Linked DNA regions of Homo sapiens: region 2 is linked to region 1. The links are chromatin loops, found by intact Hi-C in ENCODE. Cell type or tissue: K562. All regions are shown on one strand. Each heading gives the region's core, and the rest is flanking DNA. Links, peaks and the distances in the headings are about the cores only.

Region 1 (10,019 bases), core at 784-8,783:
GAGTTTCAAGGCCCAGAACCCAGACATTAGACTGAGTGGTGTGGCTTCCTTAGAAACAAATTTCATCTAAAATAAGTTACTTCTGGGTGCTAATATATCTGAGGTTTTTAAAAAGGGTGATAAGGAAGCCCACAGAACCACACTTTTCTGACATTTTAGTTACTAGAACTGCTGAGGCCACCAAAAATGTTGTGATATGTAAAGGGAGTGGGCAGCTGAATGCATATACCTGCGTCCTTACCTAATATATATCCTTTACACTACTTATTAACTGCTTTGTGGGAAACCAAAATAAAAGCCTTCAGCCCAGTCTAAGTTGTGATTCTACCCTCTTCCAACTAAGGTTAGAGCTTAGTTCTTAGAACTAAGTTTCCAGTCTAAGATACAGGAGAGAGAGAGAGAGAGAGAGAGAGAGAGAGAGAGAGAGAGTGAGTGTGTGTGTGTGTATAGAGAGTGATTCACCAATCAGGCTTCTTGTTCTACAGAAATTCTCAAATCTCTGTCATGAAGATACTTTACCGCAACAGTTGCCTTTCTTGATTTTGCCCCTACGTAATGCCTTTTCTGAACAAACATGCTGGAGCACGAGTCTGCCATCACTGTCTCAAATTCTTAATTTCTCATGCACTCTCCACCTTTAAACTACTTTTTGCTAAAGTCACTGATAGCCAGTCACACAACTGTCCATCACTGACTTGTTTTCAGTCCTATCATTTGTCTCCTCTCCATCATTGGACATGAACAATTCACTGCTTATACAATCCCTTCTCCTTGCCTTCTCCAACAGCACTTTTTCTTGTCCGCTCATTACTATTCCCTATCATTTTGCTAACTCTCCCCGACTCTGACTGCTGCTTAGATGTAGGGATTCCCCAGAGTTTCACTGTTGGACCTCTTTGTTTTTATATTCTGACCAGATGATCTCACCTATTAATGTCATCCCTGTTCATCCATAGCTGGAAACATTAAGTCTTCCTCTGCCCTTCCTGTGCCATCATACCCTACTTCTAACTGAGTTGCTTTACATCTTTCAAACAGTTTGAGTCTGGCCTCCTTTCATTCTAATCACCCAGATTTTAATTAATTTATGTACCAGCCTCATCACTAATGTCAGTACCTACAATCTAGCTGTCTTCCTGTCCATTCTGTCTCTTACCAATATTATCTTTCCAAAACAGTTTACTTCCCTGACTTAAAACCTAGATTTATTCCCTTTTGTTTCTGTTTTTGTTTTTCAGGTCTTGGCCCAAACCTGTTGAAGTGTTGGGCCCAAAAGAGTGTTGTCAGTCTTCTTTTCCCACCTGCCTCTTTCCATTCACCATGCACACTACACTTCTTTACAGGCATTACTACAATGCTTTATGGACACACTAGGCTTATTCCCAACTTAGATTTTTACTCATTGCTGACTCTTCTGCCTAGAATACTTTATTCCACGTCCTTTCCCAGCAAATTCCTGTCACCCTCCAATACCAGCTTAAATTTCAGCTTCATCAGGCAGAGGTGATTGCTCTTCCCAATGTTTCCCCTGCATCACTTTGAGTGTCTCTTCACGTTTCTCCAGGAAAATCCCTTATTTAGTGTTATAGTCCCAGCATTCAGCATCACACCCTGTACATAGATGCATAGGTGGTGCTTGATGAGAGAAAAAAAAAATGAATCTACTAGCCAACATGGAAATATAACCAGAACAGGAGAACAGGATTCCAAAATACATCGTGTTACATTCTTTTGTAAATCTTTATGTTAGCTTTTCTTTTTTGAGATGGAGTTTTACTCCTGTTGCCCAAGCTGGAGTGCAATGGCGCAATCTCGGCTCACTACAACCTCCACCTCCTGGGTTCAAGTGATTCTCCTGCTTCAGCCTCCTAAGTAGCTGGGATTACAGGGGCCTGCCACCACACCCAGCTAATTTTTTGTATTTTTAGTAGAGATGGGGTTTCATCATGTTGGCCAGGCTGGTCTCAAACTCCTGACCTCAGGTGATCCACCCGCCTTGGCCTCCCAAAGTGCTGGGATTACAGACGTGAGCCACCACACCTGCCTTATGTTTGCCTTTCTAAAAAATGTTTATCTTCATTTTGCATGTTAATAAAAATCCACATATCCAAACTGTGTCATTGAGAGGTGACGAAGTGCTGGCAGCCCTCTCTCACTCTAGGTGCCTCCTTGGCCTCAGCACCCACTCTGGCTGCGCTTGAGGAGCCCTTCAGCCCGCTGCTGCGCTGTGGGAGCCCCTCTCTGGGCTGGCCGAGGCCGGAACCGGCTCCCTCCCCTCCCAGGGAGGTGTGGAGTGAGAGTGGCGAGCCAGCGTGAGCTTCTGGTGGGAGGTGGGCTTGGCAGGCCCTGCACTTGGAGTGGCCGGCCAGCAGGGAGGGAGGGGTTTAGCACCCGGGCCAGCAGCTGCAGAGGGTGCACCAGGTCCCCCAGCAGTGCCAGCCTGCCGGCACTGCGCTCAAATTCTCGCCAGGCCTCAGCTGCCTCCCCGGTGGGCACGGCTCAGAACCTGCAGCCTGTCATGCCCTAGCCTCACCCCCACTGTGGGCTCCTGCGCAGCCCAAGCCTCCCCAACGAGCACCACCCCCTGCTCTGCTGCGCCCGGTCCCATGGACTGCCCAAGGGCTGAGGAGTGCGGGTGCACGGTGCGGGACTGGGAGGCAGCTCCGCCTGCGGCCCAGTGCAGGATCCACGAGGTGAAGCCAGCTGGGCTCGTGAGTCTAGTTGGGACTTGGAGAACCTTTATGTCTAGCTAAGGGATTGTGAATACACCAGTCAGCACTCTGTGTCTAGCTCGAGGTTTGTAAACACACCAATCAGTGCTCTGTGTCTAGCTAATCTGGTGGGGACTTGGAGAACCTTTATGTCTAGCTAAGGGATTGTGAATACACCAGTCAGCACTTGGTGTCTAGCTCGAGGTTTGTGAATACACCAATCAGTGCTCTGTGTCTAGCTAATCTGGTGGGGACTTGGAGAACTTCTATGTCTAGCTGGAGGATTGTAAATGCACCAATCAGCACTCTGTGTCTAGTTCAAGCAGCGCTCTGTGTCTAGCTAATCTGGTAGGGAGTTGGAGAACCTTTATGTCTAGCTAAGGGATTGTAAATACACCAATCAGCACTCTGTCAAAACGGACCAATAAGCTGTCTGTAAAACAGACCGATCAGCTCTCTGTAAAATGGACCAATCAGCAAGATGTGGGTGGGGCCAGATAAGGGAATAAAAGCAGGCTGCCCAAGGGTCTAGTTGCAGGCTGCCCAAGGGTCTAGTTCCATGTTGTGGAAGCTTTGTTCTTTTGCTGTTTGCAATAAATCTTTCTGCTGTTCACTGTTTGGGTTTGTGTTGTCTTTGTGAGCTGTAACACTCACTGCAACGGGCTGCAGCTTCGCTCCTGAGGCCAGCGAGACCACGAACCCATTGGAAGAATGAACAACTCCAGACGCGCTGCCTTATGAGCTGCAACACTCACCGCGAAGGTCTGTAGCTTCACTCCTGAAGCCAGTGAGACCATGAACCCGCCAGAAGAAAGAAACTCCGAACACGTCTGAATATCAGAAGGAACAACCTCCGGACACACCACCTTTAAGAACTGTAACACTCACCGCGAGGGTCTGCAGCTTCATTCTTGAAGTCAGTGAGACCAAGAATCCACCAATTCCGGAGACTACATCGTCATACACCAGGCTAAACAGTTACGTTAATATAATAGCATTTACCAGTCATTACAAATTTTACAATGAATAAGTTAATATTACAATATAGCAAAACTTTAAAAAATACAAAATTATGTTTTAGTATAGTTTCCGCTACTAAGAAAGTGCAGAAAGAAACTACACAAAGGCAAAAACTAGGTGAAAACAAACCAAGATGTTAGTTTCTAGCAGGATCCCTGGTGCATAGTTCTAATAACAGTAAGGAGCTGGAGGAAAAAGAGAGGGGAAGTAATGGTTAACGCAGGCAGTGTTTACTATATGTAGGCACTATATTCTAAAAGCTTTACATATATTAATTTCTTTAATCCTCATAATAGCCCTCTCCTGCAGAGCTGCTTTTATGCCCATCTTAGAGATTAGGAAATCGAGGCACCAAGAAGGCTAAGTAATGTGTCCAGTTTGTAGCTACTAAATGGCCCACTTGAGATTTAAACCAAGGCAAGCCTGGTTCCAGAGTGTGTACTCAGGGTGGATGCTTACTAAATAATAACATGGTAGCAGTGACTGTGTTTAGTAGGGGGACTGTGAGCTATGTGTTTACTTTGCTGTTAATTTCTATTTTTCTATGAGAGGCCGAGGTGGACAGGTCACTTGAGGTCAGGAGTTCGAGACCAGCCTGGCCAACATGGCAAAAACCCATCTCTACTAAAAATACAAAAATTAGTCTTGTGTGATGGCAGGCACCTGTAATCCCAGCTACTCAGGAGGCTGAGGCAGGAGAATCGCTTGAACCCAGGAGGTGGGGGTGCAGTGAGCTGAGATCACGCCACTGCACTCCAGCCTGGACAACAGAGTGAGACTCTGTCTCAAAAAAAAAAAAAAATCCTGCTTTTCTGCATTTTTCAAGTCTTCCCCAGTCAGCAAGTATTATTTTTATTTTAAAAATGTATGTAATAGCCGAGCTACGTGTCTATAGCTCACACCTACAATCGCAGCACTTTGGGAGGCTGAGTTGGAAGGATCACTTGAGCCCAGGAGTTTGAGACCACACCAGCCTGGGCAACATGGCAAAAGCCTGTCACTACCAAAATAATAATAGCCAGGCATGGTGGCATGCAACCTGTAGTCCCAGCCTCCTGGGAAGCTGAAGTGGGAGGATCACCTGAGCCCAGGAGCTTGAGGCTGCAGTGAGCTGTGATCGCACCACTGCACTCTAGCCTAGGCAACAGAGTGAGACCCTGTGTCTAAAAAAACAAAAAAAGCATAATAACCAACAGTTATAAGGAACAAAAAATTTACCAGATTTGTTTGCTATACATGTAGAAAAAGAGATGGTCCCTGCCTACTCGAGGGGAGAATATTATGTAGAAAGTGGTTTAGCACATATACTAAAGGAGAAACTAAATTCTCCTCGGACTTCTTAGACTTTCTATCCTCCAAACGGGAAGATAGTTTATGTCACTCATTTTGTGATGATGTGTCTAGCTTTTACATATTCCTATTCAACTGAAAGGAAGGGTGTTAGCTCACCACTCACATATGTGCATACTGCTGCAGATCTGCCAAAAAGAGCCAAGAGTCCTCAGTGTGTAACACTCCGTTTTCTTGCCCTATAAATAGTCTGCTCTTTCCAAAAAGAAGATCAAAGTACTAATCAGAACTACCTACAGATTGAGTTCTGCGGAAGTTGAATCCTGGTGCTTTCATGCATGTGTATGCAACTCACCACTGAGAGAGGCCTTGGACCTTTGGATCCTCTTTCTTTCGAAGAAGCTGTTGAGTTAGTTCAAGGCCACTAGGTGGTGCTCGTGCACCCTGATAAGTTAGCACGTGTTTCATTCCTTGGTAATGTGCCCTTTGCTTAGACCTCATGGTCACAAGTACAAGAAGCTAGTGATTATCCCTAAAGCTATACCAGACAGATTGAGCCATTTGTGAAGTTGGGTGGATGAGGAGGGCTTTTGGGGTATGTCGACAAATAAGAAATTAGGATCCTCCTGTTCTTGTTTAAATTCTAGGCTGAGAATTTTTCTAAATCAAAATAACTGATCATAAGAAAACCTGTTCAAAAGAAAAAAGCACCTTTTTTCCAAAGCTCTGAGGCCTAAAAGTAAACACCTAGAACCCAAAGCATGCAGCCTTCAATCAGAAGCAATGTAAAATTCTAACCTCACCTGCAGGAAGCATCTCTACTTGCCAAGCAGGACTGCACCTAAACTGTTTCAAACAACACTTGCAGTTCATCTCTTGATCTCACTCTCTCTTTTTCTCTCACACACACAAACACAACTTTTCAGGATGTAAACATAGGGAGAGACAACAACTTTGTTAACCTACTCAAATATATCACAACTCTTCTCTTTTTAGTCAACAAATCGACAACCAACTAGGTTTTCCTCTCATCAAATACAACTCTAGAATAGTTAAGCCTGTTTCCTTATTAATGACATAGTCATCGTTATCTATGTAACATGGCTTTGTTATTTATAAAAGAAATATATGGTTCTAGATAGATTTTTAAACACAAAACAAATGAGTTGTCAAATTGCTTGTAATAATGAAATATGAGAGATTTGACAATAGTATAATGATAGCTTTTGCCAATAAAGCAAAATGACTGAAATTGGGGTATAATGTAAATAACCTGAAAATAAAATATCTTCTTTTTCTTATTTGGAGGCATTGCAAAACACCTTTCTTCCAAAATCAGATTCTGAAATAACCAAAAACTCTCTAACCTGTAATTAAAAATTACACCATGGAACAGCAAATTATTATTAACAACTAACCACCCTGGCACGGTGGCTCATGCCTATAATCCCAGCACTTTGGGAAGCTGAGACAGGTGGATCACTTGAACCCAAGAGTTCAAGACCAGCCTGGGAAACATAGGGAGACCGCATCTCTACAAAAAATACAAAATCAACCGGGCATGGTAGTGCACACCTATGGTCCCAACTACTTGGGAAGGCTGAGGCAGAAGGATGGCTTAAGCCCAGGAGTTCAAGGCTGCAGTGAGCCGTGATCCTGCCACTGCACTTCAGCCTGGGTAACAGAGTGAGACCCAGTCTCAAAAAAAAAATAAAAAACAAGAAAATAACCATAAAAATAGCTTTTTAAAAAGTAAAAGTTAATTTTTTTTTTAAGAGATGGAGTCTCACTCTGTCACTAAGGTTGGAGTGCAGTGGTACAATTACAGCTTATGGCAGCCTCAATCTCCTGGGCTCAAGCAATCCTCCTGCCTCAGCCTCCCAAGTAGCTGGGACTACAGGCACTACACCAGCTTCTGAGAACTGTGTCTGTAGGTAGTTCTGATTAGTACTTTGGTGATATTCTTTCTGGAAAGATCAGACTATTGATAGGACTATACCATGCCGGGCTAATTTTGTTGTTGTCATTTTTGTTGTTGTCATTGTTGAGATAGGGCCTCACTGTGTTGCCTGGGCTAGTCTAGAACTCCTGGGCTCAAGTGATCCTCCTCCCTCGGCCTCCCAAAGTGCTTGAATTCTAGGCATGAGCCACCATGCCCAGCCAAAAAAAAAATTAGTTAAAAATAGTTATTTTAACTAACCATATAATTTTAACCTATCAGCTGTTTAGAAATGACTGCAATAGAATTGAATGTAGAAGGAAAACTCATTTAATTCATTTGTAGAAGCCAATTAAAAGTATTTTCATTTAAAATCACATTGTTTTGTCATTCAAGCTGCCAAACGATATATTATTAGTCTGTGATTTTTATCTTATAGGCCAATATGAGGTCTGTATGATGTCTGAAATCTGTCACAATGTTCACTTATGACCCACCCCATTTGTCAGCTTAGAGAGCGTTTTTTATTTCTGTCAGTGTGCTGGAACAAAGGATGGCCTTCATGAAAGGTAGCAGAAGCACTGAGGTCAGAGATGGGATTTCACTCAGCTACTCATCAGAGACCTTGCCTCTTTAGTGTGAACATGATACTTCTGACCTCATCACAGGTTGCTTTGTCTCCAAGGAAGTAACCAGGGACAACTTGAGAAAGTCAGGCAAAGTAAGTTGCCATTGACAGATGGTGTTCAGCTGATAGAAAGAATGAATGGAGAAGCTGACAGAGAAAGATGCCAAAGATCGGTATAGCTTTCCATTTGGTATAGCAGAAGATGTATCAAATCAAAGCCATTTATATACATTTACGTAAAAATCCCACTTCTAGGAATTTAGTTAAAGGAATTATAAAGGTGATTTTAAAAACTTGCAGCGCAAAGCTATTGGTTGCTGCATTCAATCTAGAGTAGAGAAAAATTAGAATAACCCAAATGATCAACAATTTTAAAAATTGAGTAAATTATTATAACATCCACTCAAAGAAATGTTATGCACCCATTAAAAGTTATCATTATGAGAACTATAGAAACAAGGAATATGTTATATTTTTAAGTGAAAGTCATAAAATGTATACATGTGGACATATTATACAAAAATGTATATTTTGCAGATAAAACTCTGGGAGTGCCTGCTCTTAACAAAATAAAGTTCTTTATTGCATTTGTCACAATATTGCTTCTGTTTTAAAAGAGAAAGACCAGTTTACAAAACAGGGGTAACTCTTAGCCCAATTGAGTTATTTTTCATTAACTCCAGGGGAAAATCAAAATCATACTCATAAGTCACTTCTCCACAATATCCAATAAGATACTCAGGCAGGACCTCAGAAAATTCTATGAGAAGTGACTGATCTTTAACTTAACATAGATTTGAAAGAGAATATGATATTTACAGAATTTATTTGGTTCTCCACATTGATTTGATTGTGGCAATAACTTTGGCCTTCTTTGCCATTATTTTGTACATGTTAATAACAGTGTGCCTATAAGCCATGTATTTCCCAGGAGATCTGAGCCTCCTACTTTCCAAATGTGTAAGATCTATAAAATGGAGGTAATGGTAGTGACATCATTGTTTCTGTGGGGATTACGTGCAATTATGTATGTAAAGCCCTTGTTTGGTGATTGCTTTGAAGCACAGCTTCATCGTTTACAGGTCAGTTCACTTTCCTGTGCCTGTTTCTTCATCTGTCAGACCTACCTCCTAGGGTTATTGTAAAGAATCTGCATATATGGAGCACTTAGGACACTGCCTGCTACATGTTCACAACTCACTAGACATTAGCTATTATTATTGTATTTTCTCCTGAACATCATACCTGCAATTTGAATAAATTGTAAGAATTTGAATAAGCTGCAAGAGGTTTAACTGTCTTTACACAACCGCTATCATGAAACTCTGCCATGACTCAGACACAGCCAAGCTTCCCTCTGGCAGAACTAAAGGTAATTAGCATGATTTCTCCTCACCACCCCCCACCCCATTATTATTTTAAAAGAAAACTAAGGAAGGAGGAAAAATAAGAAAACCTTTTAAACATTTGCAAAGTTCATATAAAATTATACTTTAAAGTGGGGGTGATCAATAAGAAAGTTTTTGGAAACTCTCAGGGCATATTTTTTGTTTGTTCGCCAGAGTGATGGAAAGGGGGTACTACTAGCAATAGTTATGGGGAGGAGATGCTGTATGTCCTGCAATGTCCAGGTCAATAGTGCACAAAAAAGAATTGCCCTGCATCCTTCATGACTTTCAAATGCCCCAGGAGATGTTCATATAAATGAAAAATCTGTTTATAAGTATCAAAGCCTGTAATTAACTATATTTTAAATGTAAACACAGTATTTTTTCCCTTATCCTAATTTATTGCCTTTCTATATTATAAAACAATTAGGGCCTATTGTGCTGACCCCGATTGACTCCTGTGGGGATGGCACTGTGTCCAAGAGGCCAAAGAAGAGACCTGGTGCCAGCAAACGAGATGTAGAGTTTATTGAGGACTTTTATACAGGGATGGTCCAGTGGCAGTGGGCTGGACAGGAACACTGCTATCATTTGTAAAAAGCATGTAGTATGGTCAGGCATGGTGACTCTGGCCAGTAATCCCAGCACTATGGGAGGCCGGGTTGGGAGGATCGTTTGATGCCAGGAGTTTGAGACCAGCATGGGCAACAAAGTAAGACCCCATCTCAACAACAACAACAAAAATCATGCAATTTATATAGCATTTTCACTTAGCACCCTCCACCTCATAACCTCCACTTAGCAGCCTCCACCTAGCAAAACTCCATTTAACCCAAAACAAAGTGCCTCAGTTCCTTGCATGTCCTGCATTACAGGGAATGGCCCAGAGGTTCAAATGTCCTTCATAGATAAGGAGCGAGTCTCCAGGTTGGCCACTTGCAATTTCTTATGTGGAGATTCTGACCAACACATTGTTCTTAGACCATAGAGTATCTCAGGCTGTGCTTCAGTTATTACTATCAGGTACGTCTGCCATATGGGCT
Region 2 (10,019 bases), core at 828-8,827, 210 kb after region 1:
TGTCTCAAAATAAAATAAAATAAAATAAAATAAAATAAAATAAAATACAAAAAATTTAGCCAGGCATGATGGCATGAATCTGGAGTCCCAGCTACTTGGGAGGCTGAGGTGGGAGGATCACTTGAGCCTGGAAATTTGAGGTTGCAGTGAGCTGTGATTGCGCCACTGCACTCCAGCCTTCGTGACAGTGAGATCTTGAAGAAAAGAAAGAAGAAAGTAAAGAAAGAAGAAATGAGCATGGTGGGCATGGGGACAGATGGCAATGTTAAATAGAATGGTCAGGGGTGGCCTCCTAAGTGAAAATTGAGTAAAGACTTGAAGGAGGGGAAGGAGCTGGCCAAGGTGCTGAGGGAAGAGGATCATAGGCAGAAACAATAGAATAAAATGTCTGAGGTGTGTCTGAGGCTCTGGAAGGAGGCCCATGGAGCAGACGGAGAGAGGGAGAGAATTAGGGGAGGGGGCCAGGGAGTTGCTGGGTGGGGATCAGTACAGATCACATAAGCCCTGGGAGGTTATTGCTGGGGCTTTGGCTTTTACTCTGACTCAGATGGGAACTGCGGGAAGGTTCTGAGCAGAGAGGCGACATGATCTGTCTCCCGATTTAAAAGCATTCTCTGGCTGCTGAGTTGAGAAAGACTGTGGGAAGATGTGGGTAGAAGCATGGGGGCCAAGCTTTGGCAACATCCAGGCGGGAGATGATGGTGATCCTGACCAGGGCCATGGTGGTGTTGAGAGATGGTCAGAGGGGAGAAGTAGGGGAGGAGGCCAGGGAGTTACTGGGTGGGGATCTTTAGTACATGTCGAAGACAGTCAACAGGATTTCCTGACAGACTGGATATGGGGTGTGAGAGAAGGCAGGGGTCAAGGTTGAGTTTGATTGTTACTAAAATTATTAAGTAATTTTAAAAAACACTACTGCCTTTCCCAATCCTACCAAGTATGGGATGCTAGATTAAAGAAATCTCTTCAGGCTCATTGCAGTGGCTCATGCCTGTAGTCCCAGCTGTTTGGTAAGCAGAGGTGGGAGTATCTTTTAAGGGCAAGTGTTCAAGACCAGCCTGGACAACACAGCAAGATCTGCTCTTTACAAAAATATTTTTCAAAATTAAATAAATGTAGCTAGGCATGGTGATGTGTACTTGTAGTTTCAGCTACTCAGGAGGCTGAAGTGGGCAGATCTCTTGAGGTCAGGAGTTTGAGGCCAGCTTGGGCAACATAGCAAGACCCCTCACTCTACAAAAAAATTAAAAAAATAACCAGGCATGGTGGCACTCAGCTGTACTACCAGCTACTGGGGAGCTGAGGCAGGAAGATGGCTTGAGCCCAGGTGGTCGAGGCTGCAGTGAGCTGTAAGTGCACAGCTGCACTCCAGTCTGGGTGACAGAGCAGGACCTGTCTCAAATACAAATAAACATACAAGTAAAATAATGAAATCTCAAGTCAGAGCCTTTTGGCTCTGCAGCCCTTGCAATCGCTCAGCCGTGCAGTGGGGTTTGCGTCGCTGGGAATGAGGAGACCCCTGCTCGGTGTTGTTGCCTGACTAATCAGTGTTTTAAAACATATATTAATCGGGGTGGGCGCAGTGGCTCACACCTGTAATCCCAGCACTTAGGGAGACCCAGGCGGGTGGATCACCTGAGGTCAAGAGTTCAAGACCAGCCTTCTCTACTAAGAAAACTCCTTCTCTACTAAGAAAATACAATAATTAGCCAGATATGGTAGTGGGTGCCTGTAATCCCAGCTACTTGGGAGGCTGAGGTAGGAAAATCGCTTGAACCTCTGCGGGGCGGAGGTTGCAATGAGCTGAGATTGCGCCACTTCACTCCAGCCTGGGCAAAAGAACAAGACTTTGTATCAAAGAAAAAAAAAGTATTATATCAACATGTAATGGTTTTATTATTAATATATAAAGAATATTAAATATTTTTAAAATCTTCTATTATATTAACATGTAATGGCTTTATTAATATGTGATGAGTAATATTTAAAAATTTTTGTCTTATTTTCTAGTTTTAATATAATTATTTACAGAAAGAAATAGTCTTAGAGATCTTCAATAAAGTTAAAAAATGTAAAGGGATGTTAGACCCCAAAAGATTGAGAATTTCTAGTTTAGAAATATTCAGAGTAAGCCACATACAACTTGCTACTTGAACTATTTTTTTTCTTTGTTTTTTATTTTAGGAGATGGGGTCTCACCCTGTCGCCCAGGCTTGAGTACAGTAGTGCTATCACAGCTCACTGCAGCCTTGAACTCCTGGGCTAAGGATCCTCCTACCTGAGCCTCCTGAGTAGCTGGGACTGTAGGTATACATGACGATACTTGGCTAATTTTTAAATTGTTTTGTAGACATGGGGTCTCACTTTGTTGGCCAGGCTGGTGTCAAACTCATGGCCTCAAGTGACCCTTCCACCCCTGCCTCCCATCCTAGAGGTATGTGCCACCACAAGGAGCACTTGTTCAATTTTCTAAAAAAAAAATTTCTAAAGTAAGGCTGTGGGATGATGGCAGGAAGATAAGAGAAAAACAGAATAAGTTAAAATGACTTATTCACACATATTCTTTTGACAGCAAGAAGAACTTTTAGTATATACATTCCTTACAAACAAACAAAAGGCAGATAAACAATGTTGTATAGGAACTTCAACACACACTGTACAATATTCCCACTTTGCTGACATAAGTTATGGAAATTTCGTGGTTTACTTGAGTGTCGCTACCAGTATTTTGCTTCTCTGATCATTTTTATCAACTTCCTCATCTGTTAACTTCTCTCCAAGGTATGTCATATCATGACATACTGCTGCTGCACGAACATGGCCAGTGTCTTCCTATTAAACATGTAGAATGCTTTCCTAATTTCTCTTTTTACTCTCTGTCTTTGTGTTTTGCATTTTCCTTACTTTTATTGTCAGAAACTCCAGAAAGTCAATTGTACTAATTTATCACCATTTGCTTTATTAATTTATACTTTGCTTATATGGAATTTTGCCCAACAGACCTCATTACAATTTCTAACCTGTTTTATTTATTTATTTTTTTTTTTCTGAGACAGGGTCTCCCTCTGTTGTCCAAGGCTGGAGTGTAGTAGTGCTATCACAGCTGACTGCAGCCTCAACCTTCCAGGCTGAAGCGATCCTCCCATCTCAACCTCCCACGTGGCTGAGACTACAGGCGCTTGCCACTATGCCCAACTAATATTTGGAATTTTCCTATACGTGGATTCCAGAGGGGTGACAGCGAAACGTGAGTAAGCATGGATTTTGGTATATGCAGAGATGGGGGGCTGGAACTAATTCTGTATACTGAGGGAGGACTGTATATGTTTTTACAATTACGCTGTAGGATACATACTGTTGCGTAGCCTTGAAAATAATAATTTTTAATTGAGTGGAATAATAATAATATTGATAAAAGTAGCAGCTGGTCAGGTGTGGTGGCTCACACTGGTAATCGCAACACTTTGGGAGGCTGAGGCAGGAGGATGGCTTGAGGCCAAGAGTTTGCGATAGGCCTTGGAAACAAAGGGAGTCACCATCCCTACAGAAAAATATATGAATTAGCCTAGTGTGGTGGCATGTTCCTGTAGTCCCAGCTACTTGGGAGGCTGAGCTGGGAGGATCACTTGAGCCCAGGGAGGCTGAGACTGCAGTGAGTCATGATCAGGCCTCTGCATTCCAGCCTGGGTGACAGAGTGAGACCCTGTCTCAAAACAACAAAAAAGTAGCAGCTAACATCAACTGACCTTTTACCAGGTGCCTATTGATACCATAGTTTAATTTCTTATAACTTTCTTATTTCACTTACCAACTCTGTCTTCAGTTACTCCCAGATTTTTACTGTGTTTGTACAGATGACCTTTTGTTTAGACTGAATTGTCTCCCCAGAAGTAAGATTACTGTGAGTCATGGCGAATGGACATTGTCATTACCCTTGATGTAAATTGACAAGGTTTTGGGTGCCTCCCAGCTATAATCTTAGCACTTTGGGAGGCTAAGACAGGAGGATTGCTTGAGGCCAAGAGTTTGAGGAGGCAGTATGGCAGTATGGTGAGACCCTGTCTCTATTATTTTAAAAAATTGACAAGCTTTACCCTGGAAGGCTTATACACAATTTAAACACCCCTCATAGTATAAGAAAGTGCCCATTTCACTGCACCTTTGCCAGCACAGGGTATTATAATTAAGTCATTTTTTGTTTGATTATTTTAAATAGATAAAAGACCTCATATTACTTTGCTTGTCACATTTCAACATCTTTCCTTAGCTTATTAGCTCTATTTCTTTTCTGTCTGTAAATGGTTGTTGTTGTTTTGTTCTTTGAGACAGGGTCTTGCTCTGTCACCAGGCTGGACTGTAGTGGCATAATCATGCCTGACTGCAGCCTTGACCTCCCAGGCTCAAACTTTAGCATTCCGAGTAGCTGGGACTACAAGTGTGCACCATCACTCCCAGCTAATTTTTTTCTTTTTTTGGATAGAGACAGGGTCTCACTGTGTTGTCCAGACCGGTCTCTAGCTCCTGGCCTTAAGCAATCCTCCTGCATTAGCTTCTCAAATTGCTGGAATTTCAGGCATGAGCCACCATGCCTGGCCTGGGCTAGTCCTATATTCTCTAGAGTTCTCTTTACTTTGTGCTAGCCAATCTCTCATTATGCTGCTCACCTGTTATAATGAATAATTCTCTGTATTAAATTTTACCACTTTAAACTTTTGAGTGGTTTATGCTTCCTGATTGGACTCTGACTAATATGTTAGGAAGGGTCCCAGGAGATAAACCCACACAGATGGGATTTGGGCATAGGTTTGGTTTCCCAGGGGGCAGTGCTGAGCTCTTTGCCAGTGGGAAATGGGATGCTGGTGATTTCCAGGAAGTGACCTCACAATGACTCAAGCTACCACTTACTGTTGATTGTGATGACATGCCAGCTGAGGCACATGCCTTGGGAGCTAAGTGGTTGCTGCACTTGACCACTATGAAGACTGGTGTGGGAAGGGTCGTTTTGGATGCTCTTGAGCAGGGGTCCCCAACCCCTGAGCCATGGAGCCGTAAGGAGCCACACAGCAGGAGGTGAGTGTGTCGAGTGAGGGAGTGAGGGAAGCTTCGTCTGTATTTACAACCACTCCCCTTTGCTCACATTCCCGCCTGAGCTCCACCTTCTCACATCAGCAGTAGCATTAGATTCTCATAGGAGAACGCACCCTGTTGTGAACCGTGCATGTGAGGGATCTAGGTTGCGCTGTCCTTATGAGACTCTAATACCTATTGATCTGTCACTTTCTCCCATCACGCTCAGGTGGGACCATCCAGTTGCAGGAAAACGAGCTTAACACGCCCACTGATTCTACATTATGGTGAGTTCTATAATTATTTTATTATATATTACAGTGTACTAATGGAAATAAAGTGCCTAATAAATGTAATCTGCTTAAATCTTTTGGCCCAGCTCCTACCTCCCGGCAGCCTCTCCAGGCCCAGAACTTTCTCCAGTCGGCCTCCACAGACCAAGCTCATGACTCACAATGGCCTATTTAGGCCCATACCCTACCTCACGGCAGTCTCCGCAGATGAGGCTACTGCCTCACAACAGCCTCCACAGGCACAGCTCCATCGTTACAATGGCCTCTTTAGACCCAGCTCCTGCCTCCCAGCCTTCTCTCTAGGCCCTGAACTTTCTCAAGTCGACGTCACCAGGCCCAGCTCATGCTTCTTGGCAGCCTCTCCAGGCCCAGCTCTTCCTCCCGGCGGCCTCTGCAGGCCCAGACTGTCATCAAGTCGGCCTGTCCAGGGCCAGCTCCTGCCTCCCGGCGCCCTCTGCAGGCCCAAGTCGTCCTCAAGTTGGCCTCCCCAGGCCCAGCTCCAGCCTCTCGGCGGCCTCTCCGGGTGCAAAAGTTCCTCGAGTCAGCCTCTCCAGGCCCAGCTCCTCCTGCCTCCCAGTGCCTCTTTCGGCCCAGCCCAGCTCATGCCTCTGGGCGGCCTTCCCAGGCCCCGCTTTTGACTTTTGGCGGCCTCTGCAGGCCTCGACAAGGCCCGGCCTCCTGCCTCCCGAAGCCTGCACAGGCCCAGCCTCTGCCTCACAGCAGACTCTCCACGCCCAGCTAGCTCTCGCCTCACTGCGGCCTCCCCAGTCCAAAGCTCCTGCCTCTCGGCCGCTTCGGCAGGCCCAGCTCCCGCCTGCCAGTGCCTCTTCAGGCCCATGGGGCTCATTCCTCACAACGGCCTTTCCAGGCCCCGTTTTTCCCTTCCGGCGGCCTCTCCGGGCCCAGAACCTCCTCAAGTTGGCCTCTCCAGACCCACTTGCACCCTCCGGGCGTCCTCTCCAGGCCCAGCTCTTCCTCCCGGCTGCGTCTCCAGGCCCGACTCCTGCCTCCCAACAACCTCTTTGGACTCAGTGCCTGCCCATCTCCTGGCGGCCTTGGTCGGCCCACAGCTTCCTCAAGCCAAGCTCCCCAGGCCCAGGTCAGGCCTCACGGTGGCCTCTCCAGGATCAGCTCCTGCCCTCCGATGGTGTCTCCAGGCCCCAAATGGTCTCCGGCCAGTGGGCTCCTCCACGCCCAGCTTGGGCCTCCCGGCGACCTCTGCAGGCCCAAGTCGTCCTGAAGTCGGCCTCTCCCGGCCCTGCCTCCCAGCAAGTAAGCAAGCTTTTTTGGCTTAGCTCCTGCCCAGCTCCCAACCGCCTTTGTAGGCCCCGAACTTTCTCCAGCCAAGCTCTTCGGGCCCACCTCCTGCCTCCCGGTGGCCTGTACAGGCCCAGCTCTGGCTGGAGAACAGCCTCTGCAGGCCCCGCTCTTGCCTCCCAGGGGCCTCTCCAGGCCCAGCTCTCGCCCCCACAGCGGCCTCCCGGGGCCAAGTCCCTGCCTGCCTCCCGGCATCCCGCATGCAGCCCAGCTCCTCCCTCACGGTGGCCTGTTGATGCCCAACTCATGCCTCTGGCACCCTGCCCAGAGGCGTGAGCCCCTGCCTCACACCGGCTCCTCCCACGCTGACAGAGGTCAGCGTGAGCCCCTGCCTCAACAGGCCACCGTGAGGGAGGAGCAGGGCCGCACGCGGGCTGCCGGAAGGCGGACAGGGACTTGGCCCCGGGAGGCCGCGGTGGGGCAAGAGCTTGGCCTGGAGACGCCCCTGGGAGGCAACAGCAGGGCCTGCAGACGCTCTTCTCCAGCCAGAGCTGGGACTGTACAGGCCACTGGGAGGCAGGATGTGGGCCTGAAGAGCTTGGCTGCAGAAACTTTGGGGTCTACAAACGCCGGCGAGAGCTGAGCCGAAAGAGCTTGCTTGCTGGGAGGCAGGAGCTGGGCCGGGAGATGCAGCCAGGAGGAACAGCTGGGCCTGCAGAGGCCGCCATGCGGGAGGCAGAGGCTGGGCCTCCTCAAGTTGGCCTCTCCAGACCCACTTGCAGCCTCCCGGCGTCCTCTCCGGGCCCAGCTCTTCCTCCCGGCTGCGTCTCCAGGCCCAACTCCGGCCTCCCAACAAGGTCTTTGGACTCAGCTCCCCCGCAGCTTCCAGCGGCCCTGGTAGGCCCACAACTTCCTGAAGCCAAGCTCCCCAGGCCCAGCTCAGGCCTCACGGTGGCCTCTCCAGGCTCAGCTCCTGCCCTCCGACAGCGTCTCCAGGCCCCAAACGGCCTCCGGTCGGTGGGCTCCTCTAGGCCCAGCTTGGGCCTCCCGGCAGCCTCTGCAGGCCCAAATCGTCCTGAAGTCGGCCTCTCCAGGCCCAGCTCCAGCCTCCCGGCGGCCTCTGCAGGCCTAAGTCGTCCTCAAGTCGGCCTGGAAATGGGCCTGGAAGAGCTGCAAGTCGGCCTCCCCGGGCCCAGCTCCGTCCTCTCGGCGGCCTCTCCAGGTGCAAAACTTCCTCGAGTCAGCCTCTCCAGGCCCAGCTCCTCCTGCCTCAGTGGCCTCTTTCGGCCCAGCCCAGCTCATGGCTCTCGGCGGTCTTCCCAGGCCCCGCTTTTGACTTTTGGTGGCCTCTTCAGGCCCAGAACTTGACCTCCAGTCGGCCTTTGCAGGCCCGGCCTCCTGCCTCTCGAAGGTCTGCATGGGCCCGGCCTCGGCCTCACAGCGGACTCTCCACGCCCAGCTAGCTCTCGCCTCACTGCACCCTCCCCAGTCCAAAGCTCCTGCCTTTCGGCCACTTCGGCAGGCCCAGCTCCTGCCTGCCAGTGGCCTCTTTAGGCCCAGCTCATTCCTCACAACGGCCTTTCCAGGCCCCGTTTTTCCCTTCCGGCAGCCTCTTGGCCTCTAATTTTTTTATCTTTTGTGTATAAATCCCAAATTATGGAATTTTGGAATATTTCCACCATTATATAAATATTTTGGTAGGTAATTTATTTGGAGTGAGTTTCTGCACCAAGCCCGAATTTTTTATTTTATTTTCCTTATTATTTGGTGTTAAACAGGTTTAATGACGGTCATGGCAACTTTTTGGCACAATGAAAAATATCGCCCATGATCAACGTGTTCTGTTCTGGGGAAGGGGGCAAAGGCAGGGTGAATCACTTTCTTAAAAAGTACAGCTTAAGTTGGGAGTGCAGAGGGAATGGGGAGAAAACCCTCCCACTGCCTGTGTCGAAGTGCAGGAGCCCCCACCCCCATACTCACCTGAGTCCAGCCCCTCTGGGGAAAGAAGGGGTGCATGAACTCCCCCTATTCCACAGGCGCCTCCCTGTGGCCCAAGGCCCTCTTCACACTCCATCTTGTAGCCCCAGCAGGAGCTATTTTCCGAAAAGTGAAAAGCTCTGAAGGTCCCACACTTCATGGTATGTACAGGGGCTCAGAGGAGGGAAACTGCCAAGCTTTCCCCCTGCACAGCAGCAGGGGTAGGGGGTATATACAAGAGGAGCAGGCCTTGGCCAGGCGTGGTGGCTCATGCCTGTAATCCCAGCACTTTGGGAGGTGGAGGCAGGCGGATCACGATGTCAGGAGATCGAAATCAGCCTGGCCAAGATGATGAAGCCCCGTCTGTACTAAAAATACAAAAATTAGCTGGACATGTTAGCGTGCACCTGTAATCCCAGCTACCCAGAAGGCTGAGGCAGGAGAATGGCGTGAACCCAGCAGGAAGAGGTTGCAGTGAGCCAAGATCGCACCACTGCACTCCAGCCTGGGTGACAGAGCAAGACTCTGTCTCAAAAAAAAAAAAAAAAAAAAGAGAAGCAGGCTTTATTCCGTCCCAAACTGAAAGGATTAAATGGCTTTACCCGGGAGAAGATAACCATCCTGCCCTCCATTGCTACCCCCACATAATGTCCATGTTCTCAGGGGGTACTGTGAGTCCTAGGATCTTCTTTGGGGTGGCCCACCTGCCTGTGGTAGTTATGGAGGGACCCAGGTGTTGAGGCAGGGCTGGGGTGCCCCTTCCAGCCAGGCTGTCGAGGCCCCAACTCTGGGGCAGAGGCAGTGGCAGGGCAGCCAGGGTTGCGCCAGAGCCTGAGCAGGGTGAGGTGGGGTCAGGCAGGGCTGGGAGTCAGGGCAGGGGCAGCAGCAGTGGACCCGCTATGCACACATCTTCTTCTTCAAGGTTTGTGTGCAGAACATCCTGCCCATACTGCCCCAGCAGCTTCAGTTGGCACCTGCCCCAGTCCAGCCTCTGGGACCCAGGCAGCGGCTCCCAGCAGCCCTGGACCCACCACCAGCATCTGTTTCACCTGCAGTGGAAGATCCATGAGGTGCCCAGAAGATCATGCAGTCATCAGTCCCACGGAGCAGCCCGCGAGGCTGAGGCTCCTCCCACTGGACTGCCCCCCAACTGGCACCACTGCTGCCCCTGCCCCTACTCTCAGCCTCATGTGACTCTCGGGCAGAGGCAGTGGTAGGGCAGCTTCAGAGTCTGAGCCAGGTGAGGTGGGGTCAGGACCCCCGCAGGGGTGGGAATCAGGGCAGGGGCAGAACAAACCTTGGAGAGGAAGATGTGTGTATAGTGGGCCTGGAGAGCGGCTGTGGCCTAGTGGACAGGAAGAAGCAGTGGGCCTGGAAGAGCTGCATGATCAGGGCCAGCACTGGTCCAGGGCGCGTGCAGTGAAG

Evidence for each region. Hi-C counts contacts between places; a loop is a spot of excess contacts. Peaks named below come from ENCODE experiments on the same cell type or tissue, not always from the same donor. Only the 100,000 strongest peaks of a DNase experiment are listed, where the experiment ranks them.
Region 2: a loop joins it to region 1, with 10 times the contacts of the local background. A loop is called at or near these places in 4 of 110 quality-filtered maps.

What each region holds. Positions count from the first base shown.
Region 1 is chr7:39,575,150-39,585,168 of GRCh38, forward strand. It overlaps a transcript of YAE1 not described here. Among named protein-coding and RNA genes, the nearest start is that of YAE1, 14 kb to the left of the region's middle. RefSeq lists enhancers at 5,149-5,228, 5,249-5,298. In K562, for the core only: a CTCF peak has its summit at 5,448 (motif pointing right); a DNase peak (open chromatin) is centred at 5,472.
Region 2 is chr7:39,786,298-39,796,316 of GRCh38, forward strand. It overlaps LINC00265 (long intergenic non-protein coding RNA 265), which reads left to right. Exons shown (of 12, transcript NR_026999.1): 9 at 2,185-2,307; 10 at 3,057-3,247; 11 at 5,297-5,354; 12 at 5,447-8,326. Among named protein-coding and RNA genes, the nearest start is that of LINC00265, 58 kb to the left of the region's middle. In K562, for the core only: a CTCF peak has its summit at 5,810 (motif pointing left); no DNase peak of the experiment used is centred there.